3 separate regions of the Homo sapiens genome follow, and all the other regions are linked to region 1. A link is a loop called in an ENCODE intact Hi-C map of the cell type or tissue named here. Cell type or tissue: HepG2. All regions are shown on one strand. Region 1 holds the start of FITM2 (fat storage inducing transmembrane protein 2). Region 2 overlaps GDAP1L1 (ganglioside induced differentiation associated protein 1 like 1). Region 3 has its middle 16 kb from the start of GDAP1L1.

Evidence for each region. A loop is a pair of places that touch in the nucleus more often than their neighbours do. Peaks named below come from ENCODE experiments on the same cell type or tissue, not always from the same donor. Only the 100,000 strongest peaks of a DNase experiment are listed, where the experiment ranks them.
Region 2: it touches region 1 in a loop (9-fold over the local background); 4 of 110 quality-filtered maps call a loop at or near these places.
Region 3: a loop joins it to region 1, with 7 times the contacts of the local background. A loop is called at or near these places in 8 of 110 quality-filtered maps.

Annotation. Positions count from the first base shown.
Region 1 is chr20:44,309,905-44,312,404 of GRCh38, forward strand. FITM2 (fat storage inducing transmembrane protein 2) reads right to left here and starts at 1,298. Exons shown (of 2, transcript NM_001080472.4): 1 at 1,072-1,298. The coding sequence starts at 1,244. RefSeq lists enhancers at 145-874, 821-910, 875-1,604, 1,201-1,350. In HepG2, a CTCF peak has its summit at 1,405 (motif pointing left); a DNase peak (open chromatin) is centred at 1,337; H3K4me3 peaks cover 1,684 bases.
Region 2 is chr20:44,252,293-44,254,792 of GRCh38, forward strand. All of the region lies in intron 1 of GDAP1L1 (ganglioside induced differentiation associated protein 1 like 1), which reads left to right. Among named protein-coding and RNA genes, the nearest start is that of GDAP1L1, 6.2 kb to the left of the region's middle. In HepG2, a CTCF peak has its summit at 1,373 (motif pointing right); a DNase peak (open chromatin) is centred at 1,409.
Region 3 is chr20:44,230,487-44,232,986 of GRCh38, forward strand. No RefSeq gene overlaps it. Among named protein-coding and RNA genes, the nearest start is that of GDAP1L1, 16 kb to the right of the region's middle. RefSeq lists an enhancer at 1,313-1,942. In HepG2, a CTCF peak has its summit at 1,396 (motif pointing right); DNase peaks (open chromatin) are centred at 825 and 1,405.

The DNA of each region.
Region 1 (2,500 bases):
CTCATGATCTATTCTTAGCCCAGCCTCTCAGGGTGGGTGAGGAAGGAAGGTGGACCAAGGACAGAAGGACTTTTTTCTAGGTTCCAATGGATTCTCAGGCACCACCCCCAGGCCTGTCACTAAAATCTTCACTGGGACTGATAAGGAAGATCTTGCCAGAGCCAAGACCCGTCAGGCATTTGAGGAAGCTGCCTGTGAAAGGAACCAGGGTTTTAAGCAGATAACCAAAGTTGGGCTGACTTTCAGGACACGCCAGAGACACTTATTCTGGAAAACACTTAGGCTCACATCAAGGGAGCAGTTTTATCTTTCAGAGTTTCCCTTTATGACCGCAACAGAGTTTTTGTGCAATAAACTTACTAACCGGGAGTTTTGAAAAAAGCAAGTAAGCAAGCAAAGGAGTGGATGGGTGGAGTTAAGGAGATGTCTCAAAGCGCCCAGCTGGGATTGCTTTTCTGGGCCACTGCCATGCATTCTGAGTGGCTGAGATGATCCAAGGAGATCCAGGGGAAAGGGCACAGACTAGGGGGTTCCAGCCCTCTGTGAGTATCTCACAGGCGGGGGCTCTGCCTGTCACAGGCTGGGGCGAGGCTCTTCCACAGGTCGTAAAGGGATTCTGTCACGCGCTGGAGGGATCTGATCTGACGCAGGGTGGGGTCTGCGCGGGGTCTGCCACAGGCAGGCAGGACAGAGGTGAGATGGCATCTCCCAAACAGGGCAGGGGTCAGCTCCTAACTCCAAGGGGAGGCGGGGGAGTGGTGACAGGGGCTGGTTCATCCCCACCCCATTCCACACCCCTACATATACAGAGACACACACGACCCCGCTTGTCACCACCTGCCCAGTCAAGCTCATGCTGCCCAAAGTGGGTCTGCAAACACTAACTGCTAGTGACACCAGCTACCCCGGGGCCTCCCAGGCGTGACACGCGTGCAGATGCTGCTGTCACGGCTAGGAGGAGGACCTCCCCTCCAATGACTCGTCCACCACGGCAGCTAGCACCGGCTTCTCTGGGCGAGGCGACAGCGGGCCGGCTCGGGCGGGGACAGCGGAGGACCGGGGTGCACTCACACGTTGAGGACGTTGCGCTTGTTGCTGAGGTAGCTCTCGGGCAACGGGGACAACTCCTTGAGGAGGGAGCCCGCCAGCATGGAGGCCACCAGGGCCCAGGGCAGGTAGCGCCGCACGGCCGCCCGCACCAGCGTCCCCCGCAACAACCACTCGCAGCGCTCCAGATGCTCCATGCCGGATCTCGTCAGCCACCGTCCTCCTCTCCGTGCCCTCTCGGCCACCGTATCGCCCTTCGCCCGGACCTGCGCCTCCACCTCCCTTCGAGCGCATGCGCACTGCCCGCGAGTCCCACAGCTTGAGGCGTGCTTGGGCTCCGGAGCCCGCGCGCTCCCCCTCGTGGCCGCTGCTGCCTCTGGCGCGTGACGGTCCCCGAACTCGCTCGTCTCCTCTGCGCTCTCCTGGCCGCCTCCTCTCCCCGAGCCTCCGCGTCTTGCTCTGGTCTGGGAAAAAGCGCTTGTGAAAGTATTTGCTGGAGGCTGGAAGAGGATAAATGTAGCCCTGGAGAATTGGAGCAGTAGTCACAGCATCATTTGATCTTTCTTGGAGCCTCGGAGACACCTCTGCCATCTGAGTCTTAGTTTTCTCATCTGTAAAATGCGAGAGACAAGAGGAGATCAACCTTTCCCAAAAGCTAGTTTATGAGCTCAGGGGTTCATTACGTTGGCACACGTAGAGGGACATGAGATGAAGTTTCCTTAGGAATAATTATTGTATTTATTTATTTATTAGTTAGTTGGGGGGGGGTCCCTCTCTGTCGCCCAGGCTGGAGTGCAATGGCACCGTCGCAGCTCACCGCAACCTCAAATTTCTGGTCTCAAGCAATACTCCCACCTCAGCCTCCCGAGTAGCTGGGACCACAGGCGGGCACCACCACACCTGGCTAATTTTTTTTATTTTTATTTCTGTAGAGACAGGGTTTTGCTTCGTTGTCGAGGCTGGTCTCAAACTCCTGGGCTCAAGCGATCCTCCTGCCTCGGCTTCCTAAAATGCTGCAATTACAAGTGTGAGCCACCACGCTCTGCAGTTATTAAATTAATTAATTAATATAATTAATTTATTTAGAGACATAGTCTCGCTCTGTTGCCCAGGCTGGAATGCAGTGGCGCGATCTCAGCTCACTGCAGGCCTCTGCCTCCCAGGTTCAAGCGATTCTCCTGCCTCAGCCTCCCGAGTAGCTGGGATTACAGGCACGCACCACCACACCCAGCTAATTTTTGTATTTTTAGTAGAGATGGGGTTTCACCATGTCGGCCAGGCTGACCAACTCCTGTCCTCAAGTGATCTGACCTCTCCAAATCTTAACCTCAAGTGATCTGCCAGCCTTCACCTCCCAAAGTGCTGAGATTACAGGAGTGAGCCATCTCACCTGGTGCAATTATTACATTTAAAGTTTAAATTTCTAAATTTATTTTCACCTGGGCAACACAGT
Region 2 (2,500 bases), 58 kb before region 1:
CCTGAGGTCAGGAGTTTGAGACCAGTCTGGCCAACAGGTGAAACCCTGTCTCTCCTAAAAATACAGGCTGGGCGTGGTGGCTCGCGCCTGTAATCCCAGCACTTTGGGAGGCCAAGGCAGGCGGATCACCTGAAGTTAGGAGGTTGAGACCAGCCTGACCAACATGGTGAAATCCCGTCTCTACTAAAAATACAAAAATTAGCTGGGCGTGGTGGTGTGCACCTGTGATCCCAGCTACTCGGGAGGCTGAGACAAGAGAATCGCTTGAACCTGGGAGGCGGAGGTTGCAGTCAGCCGAGATTGCACCACTGCACTCCAGCTTGGGTAACAAGAGCGAAACTCAAGCTCAAAACAAACAAACAAACAAACAAAAAACAAAAGTTAGCTAGGCATGGTGGTGCATGCCTGTAGTCCCAGCTACTTGGGAGGCTGAGGCAGGAAAATCGATTGAATCCAGGAGATGGAGGTTGCGGTGAGCTGAGATTGCACCATTGAACTCCAGCCTGGACAACTGAGTGAGACCCTGTCTCAAAAAAAAAAAAAAAAAATCCTATGCACAACCCTTTCTGCTCCTACCCTCCTCGTCTATTCCTGACTGCTCTGCTCCAGACACACTGGCTTCCTTGCTATCTTTTGAGTATGTCCAACATGCTTAGAGCCTTAGCACTGGCTGTTCCCTCTGACTGAAGCTCTCTTCCCCAGGTCCCTGTGTGGACCACTTCCTCACTTCTTTCAAGCCTTTGCTCAAGGGCCACCTTCTCGAGAGGCCTGCCCTAATAGACCACCTTAATTAAAATTGCTACCTTTATCCCTGACACCATGGTACCCCGATTCCCCTTCCCTGCTCTATTTTCTCTTTTTTTGGACGCACTCACCGTCTTTTGACAGACCAAATTGCTTACCATCTGCCTGCCCCCACGGACATGTCAGTTCCCTGAGGGCAGGGATCATTGTTTTGTTCACTGCTAAGTTTCCAACAAGACCTGGCACATAGTAGGCACTCAATAAACAAGTGGTGAAAAGTGATGGATTTGCAAGCTGTAAGGTGTTATGTTAAAAAGCCATTTGATTCTGTAAATCTAAAACTGCTCTAAAAATAAGGCCTACTAATTTTTTTAAAAAAAGAATTTGAAATAAACTGAGGTCAGAGATGCTAAGTGTTTTATACAAAGTCACACCGCAACTAAATGACTAGGCAGAGACAACAACCCAGCCCATCACATAAACAAGGGCCTGGGTGAGGAGAGGCAGTGCCTGACCCATGACAATGCGGCACTGTGGGTGATTTTCAGGCACCAACAGGGAAGTTCGTTTACCTAGAGATGGTTGATGTCTGATCACACTAAGTGGTGACCACCTAGGTCTGGTCCAGCCTCCAGGGGGCAGAGATGGCAGATGGCCTTGGTAGCTGAATGCCCTTCCCTTAGGCTTGGCTTCCTCTCTGGGTCCCCTTCCTCCACAGGGTGACACATGGCTCTGGCCTGTAGCTCAGCTAAAGGTGAAAGTCTCCTTGGCCGCCTGCCAGGGTGACCCCAAAGCAGCTCCAAGCAGGATTATCATGCCTCTAAAGATATAGTCCCCTCCCCAAATAGCAGCCCTGATACTTTCATGGGAGACCCAGGGTAGAGCATGGGAGCGGCCCCTGGAGGCAGGTGCCCTGCCAAGATGGAAGGCCAACTGTCTGGCCCTACCAAGGGCAAAGGCCTGGTTTGGACTCTGTTTCCACCCATTCAGAGGTCCCAGCTTGGCCTGGAGGATGGAGGGCCAGGTAAAGACAAGAGAAGGGGGCTTTCTGCTCCAGCCAAACTCCAGTCTCCACTACTCTGGGCTTCTCCAGGGCACAGGCCGCCCATGAGCTCAAATATACACATGCATACCTGCTCCCACGCATGCACACTCACACTGACCGGGAACACACATGGCACACACTCACATGTACACACATGTGCACTCTCACATCCACACTCACACAGTCCTTGAATACTCACACTTACTCATACACTCTTCCATGCACACCCACACTCACACACACGCAGACACGCAAACACATTTGCTCACTCATACACACGCACTCACACTCAGACCCAAACAGATGCTGCCCCCAGGCTGCTCACTCTCTGCAACAGTTTTTCCCCCTCTCTCAGACAGAACGAGAAGCTCCCTCCCACTGCCGAGGAGGGAAGCAGAGCCAGCCCTGTCTCCTGCCTCCTGCAAGGTTGTGAATGTAGTAGTGTCAGCTTGCAGCAGGGCTGCGGGGCACTCTGTGAACACTGAATCCAGCCCCCTTGTTTTGCTGATGAGAAAAAGGAGGCTCAGAAAGGGGCAGTGATAGCTCTAAGGTCACACAGCATTGCTATGGCAGATCCAAGATGAGGACTTGAGTCCCTGCCTCCTAGCCCAGGGTCTCTACCTGCACCATGCGCCCCACCTATAGGACCTGCTCTTGGCTAATGGAGCAAATAAGTCTGTGAATGAATGTTGGGTGTTTCAGGGCAAGTTA
Region 3 (2,500 bases), 79 kb before region 1:
AGTGGCTCATGCCTGTAATCCCAGCACTTCGGGAGGCTGAGGTGGGCGGATCACCTGAAGTCAGGAGTTCGAGACCAGCCTGGCCAACACGGTGAAACCCTGTCTCTATTAAAAATATAAAAATGTGGCAGGTGTGGCGGACGCCTGTAATCCCAGCTACTGGGGAGGCTATGGCAGGAGAGTTGCTTGAACCTAGGAGGCAAAGGTTACAGTGAGCCGAGATCCCGGCATTGCACTCCAGCCTGGGTGACAAGAGAGAAACTCTGTCTCAAAAAAAAAAAAAAAAAACACAAGGGGCCGGGAGTGGTGGCTCACGCCTGTAATCCCAGCACTTTGGGAGGCTGAGGCAGGCAGATCACTTGAGGTCAGGAGTTCGAGACCAGCCTGGCCAACATGGTGAAACCCTGTCTCTACTAAAAATACAAAAAGTCAGGTATGGTGGCATGCACCTGTAGTCCCAGCTACTTGGGAGGTTGAGGCGGGAGAATCACTTGAACCCAGGAGGCAGAGGTTGCAGTCAACTGAGATCACGCCGCTGCACTCCAGCCCGGGCAACAGAATGAGACTGTCTCAAAATAAAAACAAACAAGGGACTAATATTTTCAACCAATTATATTGAAGTCAACAAATATTTATTGGGCAGATGCTATGAATATTATCTGCCGGACCCTCTGCCAGGTGCTGCAGACTCAACAGGTAGCCGCCACTGACCTTACTGAGCTTACAAACTAGCAGAGACCAACATGGAAGTTATTTCACACTCAGACAGTTTGTGTTTAACCAAACTGCCTTCATGCCCCATGACCTTGGCCACAGCTCTCTCATTATGGAAACTGTCAGGAGGTCTGGGCATAGGCGCGGTTTGATGAATCAACGTTGGCAGGGAGAGACACAGAGGAATCCTGAATCATCTCGCTCCCCATGCTCTTCTCGCGCCATGACCCGGCCTCCCTGCCTTTGGGGAGGCTGCATGTTCCAGCCCTGAGTGGAGGCCCCCTCCAAGCTCACACCCAACCCACAGGTTCTCCCTGAAAGAAGGTCATTCAACCCCTGCATGTTCTTTTCAGAAACAGGATGTTCACTGCCCTCTGCCTCAGCCCCTTCCTGCTTGTTTGAACCTTTTCCTTATATTGAACTGCAACAGCGCTCCCTATAACTTCCTCTGATTGGTCCCAGAACCTCACAGAACAAGTCTGTCATTTTCTCCAACCTGCAGATCTAAAGACCTTTAGATCTTCCTTGGGTGAAGCATGCAATCCCATAGTCTGCTCCTTGAGTGGATGCCGAGGGTCTGTGATGCCCTTCCCTGGCAGGAAGGGCCTGCAAACCCCTGCTGATTCACCAAACTGCACATGCCCAGACCTTCTGACAGGGTATTCATGAGCAGATGGCCACAGCAGGGGGCAGCAAGGGCCAGACACTTGGGGGCCAGCTATGCTGATGACACTGAAAAAACTTTCGCAGCTTCAAGAGCTGGGTGGGGAAGGACGAGAAGATGGGCCAGCCCTGATTGGAGGACCTAATCGGCTGTCCTCCCAAAAGGAGCCTGTGTGCCTTACAGCAGAGCTTCTCACAATTAAAGTGCATGCCAATCTCCTGGAAGTCTGCTAAACTGTGGGCTTAGGGTAGGGCCTGAGACTCTGCATTTCTTACAAGCTCCCAGTGCTGTGCTGATGCTTTAGACTATGCTTTGAGTAGCAAGACCCTGGGGCAGAGGGGAGGATCACAGTCCTCTATGAGAGCTTTAAAAATAGGGAAAGCGGCTGGGCACGGTGGGTCATGCCTATAATCCCAGCACTTTGGGAGGCTGAGGCGGGCAAATGACCTGAGGTCAGGAGTTCAAGACTAGCCTGGCCAACACGGTGAAACCCTATCTCTACTAAAAATACAAAAATTAGCTGGGCGTGGTGGTGGGTGCCTGTAGTCCCATCTACATGGGAGCCTGAGAGAGGAGAATCGCTTGAACCCAGGAGGCAGAGGTTGCAGAGAACCAAGATCATGCCACTGCACTCCAGCCTGGCGACACAGCAAGACTCTGTCTCAAAAATAAGTAAATAGGCTGGGCGCCTAATTATTTATTTATATTTATATATTTTTTATATTTATATTTTTTAAATAAATTTATTTTTATAAATTTATTTTATAAATAAATAGGCTGTGCACCTATTTATTTTTATTTATATATATTTTTTATTTATATTTTATTTATATTTATATTTATATTTATTATTTATTTATTTTATTACAGGCTCTCGCCTGTAGTCCCAACACTTTGGGAAGCCAAGGCGGGTGGATCACTTGAGGTCAGGAGTTTGAGACCAACCTGGCTAACATGGTGAAACCCTGTCTCTACTAAAAATACAAAAATTAACTGGTTGTTGTGGCAGGCATAAGCCCAGCTACTCGGGAAGGCTGAGGCAGGAGAATCACTTAAACCCGAGAGGCAGAGGTTGCAGTGAGCTAAGATCATGCCACTGCACTCCAGTCTTGGCAACAGAGT